3 separate regions of the Homo sapiens genome follow, and all the other regions are linked to region 2. The links are chromatin contacts, found by Hi-C or POLR2A ChIA-PET in ENCODE. All regions are on one chromosome and are shown on one strand. The core of a region is the stretch at or near the end of the contact, and the rest is flanking DNA. Distances in the headings are between cores, read along the strand shown. Region 1 overlaps TMC1 (transmembrane channel like 1). Region 2 holds the start of LINC01504 (long intergenic non-protein coding RNA 1504). Region 3 overlaps GDA (guanine deaminase).

Region 1 (4,500 bases), core at 9-2,508, 250 kb before region 2:
CAACTTTTTGAAAATAAAAATTTTAACTGTATAAGCACAATTTTCCAGAGTAGTACCAGAAAAGTTGGCTTGGGAGGGGTATGAATTGTGATAGATTCCTCAAAGGATACAGGGGTTGCTGCATCCGACTCTGCAATTTTATTGTACATTTTTATATTTGTAAAGTGCTTTAAAATAACTCCTGACAAGCATGTAAAAGCATGTAAACCAGATAACCATTATCATCCCGATTTTTCAAAAGATGAAATAGAAACAGAGATCAGTGAAGGTGTCTGCCCTCTTCAAGTAGAAAATGGCAAGTGGTAACAGATTAGAAATCACTGAGCCTGAAATTCTATTATGCTGCATGAGCTGAAGTCCAGATCTACCCCTTGGATGAGTGCTTCTCAGCACTTCCCAAATTTGAACAAGGCAGTGCACAATTGTGAGAGTTCATCCAGATAATTCAGGTCAGAATTTCCCTGTGACCCTGGAATCTCAAAAACAATGTAATTGAAATTATTTAACAAACTCATTACTCTATGCTTAGCTACTGAGCTGGGCCACCAAGATGCTAGTGTCCCATGGGAAAGGGAAGAGATTTAACTCACATTTGGTTGGGCTGAGGTAAAGTAAGGAGAGTGATTGGGAATTTTGTTTATGTAAAAGTGTTGCATTTTAATTTAATTTTTAATAGATTTTCCCATGTCTTCATTTATGGAGACAGAAAGAGAGAGAGAGAGAGAAAGAGAGAAAGAGAGAGAGAGAGAGAAATGTTCACCAAATACACAGGCAAATTAGAAATATTTCCTATGTCTTCAATTTGGACAATTATCTTCACTGAAGAAGCATTTTTATTTTATTCCTGGCTGCCCTTACAGTGCCAGGGAAGCCTCTTTCTGTGAATATACTCTGATATCTCACTTATTAAAATAATTGACTCCCAGGAACAATTTCTCATGGTCTGAAGCCTTCCACACTGACCCAGCTGTGGAGGCCACAGAATAAAAGACATCCACTTGGGCTCCAGGTATTGCTCAATGACAATACAAATCAATGAGAAACTAAACAGCTGTTTTTCCTCTTTAGCCTCCCTCACACCAAAACACCGGAAGACTTGAGTGAGCAGATCAATGCCACAGGCAAATGACTCAGTGAAAATCTTGAATGTTTGCTAAGATCTCCTGCAGCATCCCAGGTCAAAGAGGCTGACTCAGAGGGCCCTACTCCCACTGCTGTCCCTGACACACATTGGAGAGGCCTTGAGACATGCTGCCTCTGAAGTCGGTATCATGTGACTCACAACCTAGATCTGGGGGACATGGCTTTAGTGGTGGTGGTGTTTGCCTTTCAGTTCTTAAGAATTTTTTTTTAACAGTTGTTGTCATTTCTTTGTTTAATGATTGTAAAATAAGTGCTCAATATTAAACATTTGGAAAGAACAGAAAGTTTTTTAGAACAGTAGAGAAACAATTATCATAATCCCATCCAGAAGTAATCACTGTAAACATTTGAGTCATTTCTGTTTTTTTGTTTGTTTGTTTTTTTGAGAGTCTCACTCTGTCACCCAGGCTGGAGTGCAGTGGCATGATCTTAGCTCACTGCAATCTTTGCCCCCCGGGTTCAAGCGATTCTCCTGCCTTGGCCTTCTGAATAGCTGGGATTACAGGTGTGGGCCACCACGCCCGGCTATTGTTTGTATTTTTAGTAGAGAAGAGGTTTCACCATGTTGGCCAGGCTGGTCTCAAGCTACTGGCCTCAGGTGATCCACTCGCCTCAGCCTCCCAAAGTGCTGGGATGATAGGCATGAGCCAAGCCACCTGTCCTGTCATTTCTTTTAGACCAGCGTTTCTCAACCTCAAAAAACAATTGACATTTTGGACTGTTTAATGCTGTCAGGGGCTGTCCTGTGCACTGCAGGATGTTCAGCAGCATCCCTGGCCTCTACGTATTAGATGCCAATAGCACTTCACTCCCCAACCCCAGATGTGACAACCAAAAATGTCCCCAGCCATTGTCAAATGTCCCCTTGGAGGTGAAATTGCCCTGCTCAAGAACCAATTTTTTTGTTTGTTTGTTTGTTTGTTTGTTTCCAAGACAGAGTCTCGCTCTATCTCCCAGGCTAGAGTGCAGTGGCGGGATCTGGCTCACTGCAACCTCCGCCTCCCAGGTTCAAGTGATTCTCCTGCTTCGGCCTCCCGAGTAGCTGGGATTACAGGCACGCACCACCATACCTGGCTAATTTTTTTTGTATTTTCAGTAGAAATGGGGTTTCACGATGTTGGCCATGCTGGTTTCAAACTCCTGATCTCAAGTGATCCACCCGTCTCGGCCTCCCAAAGTGCTGGGATTACAGGCATGAGCCACTATGTCCGTCTGAGAACCAATGTTTTAGAGAGTATGCTTTTGGCAAGCAGGAGTGTCTACTTTAGATTTATGTGTGGAAATTTGTGAGACGTTCCTAAGGAGTAAAAGTTGAAGCTTTAATTTCACAAGTAAGCCAGGCACAGTGACTCACGCCTGTAATCCCAGCACTTTGGGCAGCCGAGGAAGGTGGATCACCTGAGGTCAGGAGTTCAAGACCAGCCTGGCCAACACGGTGAAACCCCATCTCTACTAAAAATACAAAAATTATCTGGGTGTGATGGCAGGTTCCTGTAATCCCAGCTACTCAGGAGGCTGAGGCAGGAGAATCCCTTGAACCCAGAAGGCGAAGGTTGCAGTGAGCTGAGATCGCACCATTGTACTCCAGTCTGGCTAACCAAAGCGAAACTCCGTCTCAAAAAAAAAAAAAAATTCACGGGTGAAAAGGCTAACAGAAAGGTGTTTTGCAGAAGGTCACCAAGTGGATTAGGGATTAGGCCTGCCTAGCTTCTGATTTACTGATATTTCCACTCTTCTCTGTGCAACTTTTTTTTTTTTTTTTTTTTTTTTTTTTTTTGCCTTAGTCATAGATTGGTTTTCCTGGGTAACATCATTTAAGAGTTAAGTCCAGGCCAGGTGCAGTGGCTCATGCCTCTAATCCCAGCACTTTGGGTGGTCAAGGTGGGTGGATCACAAGGTCAGGAGTTTGAGACCAGCCTGGGGAATATGGTGAAACCCCATCTCTACTAAAAATACAAAAAAATTAGCCAGGCGTGGCAGCACATGCCTGTAATCCCAGCTACTCGGGAGGCTGAGGCAGGAGAATTGCTTGAATCTGGGAGGCAGAGGTTGCAGTGAGCCAAGATTGCGCCACTGCACTCCAGCATGGGTGACAGAGCAAGACTCCGTCTCAAAAAAAAAGAGTTAAGTCCAGAGGCAAAAGGACCCAAGGAAGCAGTTACTAACATATTCCACTTATTCGCATGGGATTTCTCCTACCATCCACATCATCTGGGTGTGGTGAAAACAAATGAGATAATATCACAAAGAAATCTGTGAGTATGGGCCGGGCGCAGTATCTCACGCCTGTAATCCCAGCACTTTGGGAGGCCAAGGAGGGAGGGTCACGAGGTCAAGAGATCAAGACCATCCTGGCTAACACAGTGAAATCCCATCTCTACTAAAATACACAAAATTATTAGCTAGGCACGGTGGTAGTCCCATCTACTTGGGAGGCTGAGGCAGGAGAATCACTTGAACCCGGGAGATGGAGGTTGCTGTGAGCGGAGAACGTGCAATTGCACTCCAGCCTGGGTGACAAGAGCAAAACTCTGTCTCAAAAAAAAAAAAAAAAAAACAGAATCAAAACTCAGAATTCAGGTCAGGTGCTTTGGCTGTAACTCCAGCACTTTGGGAGGCCGAGGCGGGTGGATCACTTGAGGTCAGAAATTTGATACTACCCTGTCCAACATGGTGAAACCCCTTCTCTACTGAAAATACAAAAGTTAGCCAGGCATGGTGGCACATGCCTGTAATCCCAGCTACTCAGAAGACTGAGGCAGGAGAATCACTTGAACCTGGGCAGCAGAGATTGCAGTGAGCTGAGATTGTGCCATCGCACTTTGGCCTGGGCAGCAGAGTGAGACTCCATCTCAAAAAATAATAATAATAATAATTTCAGAATTCAAAAATATTTAGGAATAAAGGAGCTGAGTAAATTTCAGGAATTTTCTACATTCTTTACTCTCTGGAGACTTTAACTGTCTTTATAGAATATGGAATGTTAGAAAGTAAGAAAGCCCCTTATAAATCACACGATCCAACCCCCTTATTTTACAGATGAGAAAGTGGCATCCACAAAGTCAGATACCAAAGTCCTTTAAGCTTGTGAATGAATGGTTGAAACCAGCTTCCCTGACTTTCACTGCTGAAACTATTCTGTCATGTCCCATTGCTTCTCAGTGCACTGTTACTCTATTACTCTCCTCTAAAATACAAAGGTCAAGCTAGAAACCAGGAAGAGAGAGTAAAATGCTAAGATCAAGATATCACCAAGAAAAAAACACATAGTTTTGCCCTGGTATTTCCAGCGTTCTGTCTTTTGACGAGAAATAACCACTCCTGTTAAAAGTATGCAAATATGTAACTGGAAAGAAT
Region 2 (4,861 bases), core at 1,567-4,066:
GCAGGCATGCGCCATGATGCCCAGCTAATTTTTGTATTTTTAATAGAGACGGGGTTTCCCATGTTGGCCAGGCTAGTCTCAAGTGACCCATCTGCCTTGGCCTCCCAAAGTGCAGGAATTACATCATGCCCGGCCTGGATTTAAATGCATTTTTATTCCAGTATGGCTCTTCCATTTTACCTACTGTGACATTGTACAAGCTAACCTGATTCAACATGTGTAGAAGAAAGAAAACAATAGTTAACTAATGGAATGGTGATGGAGATTAAATTAGATAAGAAATGCAAGTAATGTGCCTAAAATAGTGACTTTCACCTGGTAGACGCTCTCTACATAAACCTAAAAATAATTTTAGGTTAGGTTTATGTAGAGAGCATCTACCAGGTTAAAGTTAATTTCTCAAATATTTGAACAATTCCCATTAATTGTAATTCCTGCACTTTGGGAGGCCAAGGCAGATGGATCACTTGAGACCAGCCTGGCCAACATGGGGAAACCCCGTCTCTACTAAAAATACAAAAATTAGTCAGGCATCATGGCACATGCCTGTAATCCCAACTACTTGGTTTAACCAAACCTAAAATTATTTTTAGGTTTATGTAGAGAGCGTCTACCAGGTGAAAGTTAATTTCTCAAATATTTGAACAATTCCCATTAAATTTCCCCTTTTATCATTTTCTCCAGTAACTTCATGAAGAATGGTAAGCTTTTCTGTATGTAAGAATAATCTCACCTTTCAAAAAGAAAATTGCCATTTCTCTGTAACATCAACAATTATTCCTTATCTATTTTACTTGTATAATCAAAGAATAATACAAACATGGAAACAGATGAAGAGACATCAAGAAACTCTGCCTTTGCTTAGTTGGCAACAGCTGATAATGAGATTCCAAAGGGGAATATTGTAAGCAGGGTGAATTAGGAGATTGAACTGCAAAAGATTCAGAGAGACAAGATTAAGTTACATGAAGATAGCATCTAAAAAATGATGAAAGATGAAATTCACGCAAGCTCTTCTGATGTATTGGCAACCTGCAAGATGCTGCTGGACAATCTCCTGGGAATCACTTAACCTTAGAGGTAATTGTGGAGTGAAAAATTCATTCAAGAGATTGCCTGAGAAGATAAATGCAAAAGAGGCACTAAAAAAAACGTGATTAATGCTCTCAAAGGCAATGGGCAGGGGGGATCAGGATAATAATGAGACTTTACCATTTCACAAAAGATCTTTGCATGTGTCATCTCTGTATTGCAGATCAGCCCTGAAAGACAGGAACCTCCCATATCATCATTTTATAGATGTGGAACTGAAGCTCAGCCACAATTAAGTGACTTGCCCAAAGCCACACAGCCAGTAAAGGACAAGGCCAGGACTTAAAGGTGGATCTTCCAATTCTAAATCCATTACAATCTGCTCTAAAGGACTGTCAAATGTGATGTTTCACTGAGGAATGATGACTTTGAATAGCACCATTTTATGGTAGAAGGCAAACTATCTTTCTGCCTTGAATACAATAGTTCCCCGTTAACTGAGGTCAACTGTGGTCTGAAAATATGTGAGTACAGTACAATAAGGTATTTTGAAAGAAAGAGAGAGACATTTATATAATTTTTTTTTTGAGACAGGGTCTTGCTCTGTTGTCCACAGTGGAGTGCAATGGCACAAACATAGCTCACTGCAGCCTCAACCCCCTGGGTTTAAGCAATCCGTCTGCCTCAGCTTCTGAGTACTAGGACCACAGGCATGCGCCACTATGCCTGGCTAAGTGTTTTATTTTTTGTAGAGATGGGGTTTTGCCAAATTGCCCAGGATCCTGGGCTCAAGGGATCCTCCCGCCTCTGCCTCCCAAAGTTCACAGCCATAAGCCACCTTGCCAGCCTTACATAACTTTTATTACAGTATATTGTTGTAATTTTTTAATTTTATTATTATTGTTGTTAATCTCTTACTGTGCCTAATTTATAAATTAAACTTTATAATTGTTATGTATGTATAGGAAAAACATAGTATGTACAGGGTTTGGTAAAATCTGATTTCAGGCATCTAATGGGGGGCTTGGAAGGTATCCCCCCAGATAAGAGGGGACTACTGTAATGTTCACCTGAATAATTTAGGGGAATGTTTAGAAGCCTTAGTTATAGACATTGACTCTCAGGCTATCCCCAGTCTCTAAATGTTTCCTGTGTCAACATACTCAGTTTCTGAGGGACACAAATTAAATATAGGTTCCAGAAGACACTTCAGGCAAATATACCCATATTAATACAAAATAGGACTTAATCCCAAACCCATATGGGTTTTCTACCCTGGTGACCTCAGCTGGGCTATTTCTTGGCTTCTGGCTGAATAAGGCTTAGTATAAAGGCAAACCAAAGATCATGGGCTTGAGTGTTGCACTCGACATCACATGCGCTTTTGCTGCTAATCTTGCAGGAAATTACAAAATAAAATTAACTGAGGTACAGCTTGTACACTAAACTACATATACAGTAAAGTACACAAACCTTAACTGTACAGCTTGATAAAGTTTAACGTATGTATACCCCGTGTAACCCCTACCATCAAGATATAAAACGTTTCTGGTACCTGCAGGGCATTTTAGAATATCTATAAAAACGAACTTACCCACTCTAAACTGTCAATGGGAGGAGGATGGCCTTTGCCTACGGTCTTAGCAGGACAAGCAAATAAAAGCACTAATTTTTAAATTTCAGGAAGTCTTTAGCTCTTCAGAGGCAGACCCTATGCTTAGAATAAGGGTGGGTCAGGCGTGAGCTGGCCAGCACTGTTTCCGGCTGGGTCTCTGCAGCATTTCCTCTTTCTGTAATACTTCAGCTGGTTTTCCTCAGAAGAACCACTCCTTTCCACGTGTTTGAGTCACACTAATCCCATCCTCCTGGAGCCAGGGTTGGATGATGGGAATGAGGCCTAAGCCAATGAGCGTGCTGCATTCCCAGCCCACACTGACAGGCCTAGGGGTAGGCCCAATGTAAAGCAAGGAGAGTTTTGCTGAGACAGGGAGCCAGAATCAGGAAGGGTGGAGCCAACACACTGAGACAGAAATCAGATCTGCTGACACGGCCGAGCTCCCTTATCTACCCACGCCCGAAACAAGATCCACCCTTGGACTTTTAAGTTATAAGGCTCAGTAGATCCTCTTGTGTCAAGCAGCTTGAACTTTGTTTTCTGTCACTTGCAGTCAAAATGACCCAGTAAGTTTCTGGGAGGGCTAAGTTGTCCCCTGTAAGAGAATGAGAGGAATTTTTTCTTCTCTTAAAAGAGAGTGGGCATAGAAAGGAGGGGAAAAGGAAGAGAGGGAGGCTGGAGCCCGAATTGTGGCAGAAAAGGAATGAAAGATTTGCTTTTTAAGAACAAGGACAAGGATGATGAATATTGTATTCATGTTTTTTACATTTTATGCAAACTACTTTTACCTTTCCCAAACTCCAGCAAAGTTGACTACATATAAAAATGCCTGTGTGAGTGTGTGTGTGTGTGGGTGTGGGTGTGGGTATGTGAGAGAGAGAGAGAGAGTGAGAGAGAGAGAGAGACAAGAGAAGAGAGAGGATGGGGGAGAAGAAGAAGGATGAGGAGGAGAGGAAGGCAGGCTGGCTGGCTGGCCAGGATCTACATTGTATTGAGGTGATACAGAATAAGGAACACAAGAGGCAATGAAAAGATTATCTCTAAACTCAACAAATTCAGCAAAATAGGAGTTTGAAGCCAGAACTGATCATGAGAATGTAAGCCCTCTGGCAATGCATGGAATTGTTGAAGACTGAGTTGGACTTCCGCAAGTCTTGGTATGGGGGATTGAGCCTATGTCCTCTAGATCTTAAGAGGCAGGGTGACCCCAACTAACTAGGGCTGACATTATCCCTAAGTCTATTTATTTGACAATAACATTACTTGCTAGTAAGAGTTTTCTCAGCCAATTCTAACTTTGGGTTGGTTAAACAGGAACCAAAAAGGCAAACAAATAAAAATCTACACAGGGAGTGAAAAACAGATAATAGTAAAATATTTTTCAAAAATGACTTGAAATAAGGAACTTCAAAATTAACAAACTCTTTCACTTTACTGATATGCAAGAAATCTGCTTCCCAAAGCCCAGACATACCCAAAGGAAAACAAAATGCATGCACTTTGCTTTGCTTAATGCAGTTGCCTGTGCAAAATGCTAGGCCTCCGTGAACGCAACTGACTCACAGTTCTCTGAAGTTACCAGTTAACCCCAAATTGGACATTTACCATTTAATAGGAAAAACATGTGCTTTCTCTACTCCCATCACCACACCCTACCTTGGAAGTTTTTCCATCAGTTAACATTTATTAAATTCTAATGGCACTAGATGTAACCTCCACCTCCCGGTTCAAGCAATTCTCCTATCTGAGCCTCCCAAGTAGCTGGGATTACAGGTGCCCGACACCACGCTCGGCTAATTTTTGTATTTTTAGTAGAGATGGGGTTTCAACATGTTGGTCAGGCTGGTCTGGAACTCCTGACCTCAGGTGATCCACCCGCCTCGGCTTCCCAAAGTGCTGTGGTTACAGGCGTGAGCCACATACCTGGCCTATAATACCTTTGAATGAGTTACTTTGTGTTGATATCCCCCATTAGTCTTTAGGGACAGAGAGGGTTCTAGTAATTGAATAATTTTAATAAATATTTTTCCATTTTTTCCCAATGAACTCATCAAGTGATTACCTTTTAACTCCATCTGGGGAATTTTTAAAGAGCTTTCAATTACAATGTATGTTTCTATTTAATTTGCAATCCATCCTACTAACTGTTACTATTACAAACATAGCTTTAAGTCTGAACAATCCAATGCTGATTAGAGGTTTTCAGCATTAAGC
Region 3 (4,980 bases), core at 1,463-3,962, 150 kb after region 2:
CCAACATGGCGAAACCCCATCTCTACTAAAAATACAAAAAATTAGCTGGCCATGGTGGTGAGTGCCCGTAATCCCACCTCCTCGGGAGGCTGAGGCAGGAGAATCGCTTGAACCCAGGAGGCGGATGTTGCAGTGAGCTAAGATCGCGCCACTGCACCCCAGCCTAGGCAACAAGAGTGAAACTCCATCTCAAAAAAAAAAAAAAAAAAAAAAAAAAGGAAGTCTAGAAGTCTGATAGTAGACAGTTCCAGGTAGGGGTAGTTCAACTGCTCAGTGATGTTAGAAAATGGGATGGTGTCTCTGAAATCCCCTTAACCTTTTCCTCACAGTCTCACATGGTGGCAGCAGCAGTTCCAAGTATCTTTTCTTCATATGAGAGTATCCAAAAAAGGCAGGGCTTCTCTTCCCACATCCTAGAAGCTTCTGAGCAAACTTCCTGTATGTCAGAATATTATCACTAGTCACCCTCAGCTACCAGGAAGCTGGAAGAATAAGTATCTGATAAATGGAGATAGGATTACCATGACTGGCTTACACCATGATGTATCCACAGGCTGAGTCTACCATGGACTGATCAAATTCAGGTGTTAATAAGGAAAAAGAGGTCATGACTGCTGAGTGGGTAACCAACAGTGTTTGCCATGAGCATTCTGAACAAGCAATCAGCCTTCTAGAAAATGGGAATTTGCAAGATGATCTTGTAATAATTGGGAGTGAAAGCATCTTTCTGATGAAAGCCAAGCTCCTATTCAGCAGCCTCAGAAGGAAGGGATTAGCCCAGTTTCCTTTCTCAGGACCAACAGCATATTTTGAGTTGCTGAGCTTGGCAGGAAGTGGAGGAAAGGATGATACACAATCACTAGGATTTGTGATTTAGACTGAGAGAACTTCTGGTAAAGTAGCCTCAGGTGAGAAAGAACTCTTCCTCCTCCCAGCAGTCTTCAGAACTGAAGAACATTGGGTCACTCTTTTCACCAGGGCTATATAATCCTCTTTTGCATGTTCCAGTCCTAAAAGGTCCAATTCAGCTACTACTTCCTTCAAGAAGCTTTTCCTATCACTGGTCAACTTGTGCCCCACTGTACTATTTACACACATTTACATACATTTTGCGATCACTCTTGATGCACTTACCTTCCAACCTTACATATGTAAGCTATCATCAAATCCAGTCAACTTGATCTAAATAGCTACTGATTCTATCCACCTCTCCATCTGCATTACTGACAATAACCGCTGAAGTCTAATGGACATGTACTACATGCCAGGCATTATTCTATATATTTTACACTTACTAATCCATTTTATCCTTTCAACAACCCTATTAGGTAGACCATAGTAATTATTTTATGCATAAAGAAATTTGGAGATACAAATGGTAAGGAACTTGATCAAATTCACATAGGTAATAAGTGATAGAGGTACTCTTAGGAGTTCATATCTCAGTTGATAACTACACTGCCTCTCTCATCTAAACCACATTCCATTTTACCTAAATACTGCAACAGGCTCCTATCTGACCTCCTTGCCTGCACTCAACTTCTCTTCAATGCATTTATCCTGAAGTTAGACCTTTATAACCACAAAATATAATCATGACACAATCCCACCATCCCCGATGCCCTCCATAACATAGCCCTGCCTACCTGTCCTGCCTTATCCTGTGTTAGCCTTCTCCTCAACCTTTGGACTCTGACTACCTTGACTGTTTCATTCCTTCCTACCCCAGGACCTTTGCACAGGCAGTCACAGGCAGTTCTCTCAACCTAGAAGGCTCTTCTTTACTTCCAATGCTGTCCACCTTACCTATTGGTATGGTTTGGATGTGCCTCCATCCAAATCTCATCTTGAATTGTACTCCCCTAATTCCCACATGTTGTGGGAGGAACCCAGTGGGCGATAACTTGAATCATGGGGGCAGTTTCCCCCATACTGTTCTCATGGTAGTGAATAAGTCTCACGAGATCTGATGGGTTTATCAGGAGTTTCCGCTTTTTCATCTTCCTCATTCTCTCTTGCTGCCGCCATGTAAGAAGTGTCTTTCACCTCCTGCCATGATTCTGAGGCTCCCCAGTCATGTGGAACTGTAAGTCCAATTAAACCTCTTTTTCTTCCCAGTCTCAGGTTGTTTTTGTCACCAATGTGAAAATTGACTAATATACCTACTTAACTTCTCATTGTTCACATCGCAAGTTTGATGTCACTTCACGCTAGGGAAAGCCTTCCCCTAACTAGTTCAAGTTCTGATAGGTCATGGCAGATTCTGTTAATTTATTACTAGATCATCAGTTTCAAGAGGGCAGGGCAGTATTTGCATACTTTGTTCATCAATTTATCTCCGGTGAAAACCCCAGTGTTTGGCTCAGGAATGAGTCACTTTTATTACAGCTACAAGTCTTAGCTCCCGTGCCAAAGTGCAGATTCTTTGAGGTCCAGGACTGTGCCCTAGAGAAGCAGTCAGCGACAGTAAAGAGAACATGGCCTTTGCCCCATACTAATTCAAAATCCAGCTACACCACCACCGTATCTGAATGCATGACTTCTCAAGTCTCAACTTCCTCATCTGTTAGTGGAAATAATGACATTGTCAAGTCTAAAAGAGATACTAAAGATAGCTTGCTAGTGAATCTAGCACCAAATGCTTCTTGATCTTTCTTCCAGGGTGCATCTTTGGGTCCCAGGGGATCAATGACATAAGCAGTGAGAATAAAAAGCTAAGGTTCTGTGACCACCCCATACAGTTCATCACAGGCCGTGGCTTCCTTCTCTACCACTTGGCATGTCACCATGTGAAAACATGCAAAATATCACAGTGAGCAAGAGGTTAAGGATTTGCTAGGAGGCAAAGGGAATAGAATGAACATGGTACATGTTAAGTATCCACTAAGTGCCAGGCATTTTCATACATTATCTCATTTAATAAATAGCAAAAGGAAATCTGACTCTACAAATGAGGAAACGGAGGCTCAGGCAGGTTAGGTCTCACCTGTGGTCTCAGCACAGGTAAGTGGTAGAGACTCTGACCTGAACCCAAGTCTCTATTCCTCCATTGGACTTGCTCCTGCCACCCCAGGACACAACCTCAAAATGAATCTCTTCCTCACTCTTGTTTCTGGGTAAGTGTGCATTAAAAGGCCCAAGGCATGTTTATGCATCTTTACTGTCAACCTGACCCTGATGTATGTGGGAAGAATCAGGCAACTTAGTAATATTTGAGCATGCATTACCTCAAGATTAAATATTTGCAAATGAATTAAACATGTTAGAGTCTATATTTTTTTTTTATTATACTTTAAGTTTTAGGGTACATGTGCACAATGTGCAGGTTAGTTACATATGTATACATGTGCCATGCTGGTGTGCTGCACCCATTAACTCGTCATTTAGCATTAGGTATATCTCCTAATGCTATCCCTCCCCCCTCCCCCCACCCCACAACAGTCCCCAGAGTATGATGTTCCCCTTCCTGTGTCCATGTGTTCTCATTGTTCAATTTCCATCTATGAGTGAGAACATGCAGTGTTTGGTTTTTTGTCCTTGCGACAGTTTCCAATTTCATCCATGTCCCTACAAAGGACATGAACTCATCATTTTTTATGGCTGCATAGTATTCCATGGTGTATATGTGCCACATTTTCTTAATCCAGTCTATCATTGATGGACATTTGGGTTGGTTCCAAGTCTTTGCTATTGTGAATAGTGCCACAATAAACATACGTGTGCATGTGTCTTTATAGCAGCATGATTTATAGTCCTTTGGGTATATACCCAGTAATGGGATGGCTGGGTCAAATGGTATTTCTAGTTCTAGATCCCTGAGGAATCGCCACACTGACTTCCACAATGGTTGAACTAGTTTACAGTCCCACCAACAGTGTAAAAGTATTCCTATTTCTCCCCATCAAGCTACCAATGACTTTCTTCACAGAATTGGAAAAAACTACTTTAAAGTTCATATGGAACCAAAAAAGAGCCCGCATCACCAAGTCAATCCTAAGCCAAAAGAACAAAGCTGGAGGCATCACGCTACCTGACTTCAAACTATACTACAAGGCTACAGTAACCAAAACAGCATGGTACTGGTACCAAAACAGAGATATACATCAATGGAACAGAACAGAGCCCTCAGAAATAATGCCGCCTATCTACAACTATCTGATCTTTGACAAACCTGAGAAAAACAAGCAATGGGGAAAGGATTCCCTATTTAATAAATGGTGCTAGGAAAACTGGCTAGCCATATGTAGAAAGCTGAAACTGGATCCCTTCCTTACACCTTATGCAAAAATTAATTCAAGATGGATTAAAGACTTAAACGTTAGACCTAAAACCATAAAAACCCTAGAAGAAAACCTAGGCATTACCATTCAGGACATAGGCATGGGCAAGGACTTCATGTCTAAAACACCAAAAGCCATGGCAACAAAAGCCAAAATTGACAAATGGGATCTAATTAAACTAAAGAGCTTCTGCACAGCAAAAGAAACTACCATCAGAGTGAACAGGCAACCTACAAAATGGGAGAAAATTTTCACAACCTACTCATCTGACAAAGGGCTAATATCAAGAATCCACAATGAACTCAAACAAATTTACAAGAAAAAAACAAACAACCCCATCAAAAAGTGGGCAAAGGATATGAACAGACACTTCTCAAAAGAAGACATTTATGTAGCCAAAAGACACATGAAAAAATGCTCATCATCACTGGCCATCAGAGAAATGCAAATCAAAACCACAATGAGATATCAGCTCACACCAGTTAGAATGGCAATCATTAGAGTCTATATTCTTAAAAGCTACATGCTACTTGAGCAGAAAGTATAACTCTGTATTTTGCTTTATACCAAAAAGTTGGCTAGATAATTTCTTTTAATTAACCTGCTTTTGAATGAGCTTTAATTTAATGTATTAAGAGCAGTTAGTCATTGGCATTCTCTGGGCCTAAACGAAGTTATACAAAATAAGGAATAAAGTTTA

The links. Hi-C counts contacts between places; a loop is a spot of excess contacts on that map. ChIA-PET counts read pairs that join two places held with the same protein, here RNA polymerase II (POLR2A). Pooled maps may share reads with other maps.
Region 1: a pooled map shows a loop between it and region 2 (1.9-fold over the local background). The contact joins the enhancer-like site here to the promoter of LINC01504 in region 2. A Hi-C loop is called at or near these places in 2 of 168 maps with a recorded cell type or tissue (Caco-2 and PC-9) and 2 of 50 pooled maps. POLR2A ChIA-PET finds 5 or more read pairs at or near these places in 5 of 52 experiments (GM12878, PC-9, Panc1 and 2 more).
Region 3: a pooled map shows a loop between it and region 2 (2.7-fold over the local background). The contact joins the enhancer-like site here to the promoter of LINC01504 in region 2. A Hi-C loop is called at or near these places in 1 of 50 pooled maps. POLR2A ChIA-PET finds 5 or more read pairs at or near these places in 3 of 52 experiments (GM12878, PC-9 and activated CD4-positive, alpha-beta T cell).

The regions. Positions count from the first base shown.
Region 1 is chr9:72,554,394-72,558,893 of GRCh38, reverse strand. All of the region lies in intron 1 of TMC1 (transmembrane channel like 1), which reads right to left. LOC101927191 (a long non-coding RNA gene) reads left to right here. Exons shown (of 5, transcript XR_242619.5): 5 at 1,069-1,272. Among named protein-coding and RNA genes, the nearest start is that of TMC1, 35 kb to the right of the region's middle. RefSeq lists an enhancer at 373-1,572. Within about 2 kb of position 1,258, at least 10 of the 41 ENCODE cell types and tissues checked have a DNase peak (open chromatin) inside an H3K27ac peak, as active enhancers do; they include PC-9 and Panc1, where a contact is called at or near this core.
Region 2 is chr9:72,303,391-72,308,251 of GRCh38, reverse strand. It overlaps LINC01504 (long intergenic non-protein coding RNA 1504), which reads right to left and starts at 2,816. Exons shown (of 5, transcript NR_110952.1): 1 at 2,627-2,816.
Region 3 is chr9:72,152,268-72,157,247 of GRCh38, reverse strand. The region is part of intron 1 of GDA (guanine deaminase); the gene reads right to left. Among named protein-coding and RNA genes, the nearest start is that of GDA, 5.3 kb to the right of the region's middle. Within about 2 kb of position 2,712, at least 4 of the 41 ENCODE cell types and tissues checked have a DNase peak (open chromatin) inside an H3K27ac peak, as active enhancers do; they include PC-9, where a contact is called at or near this core.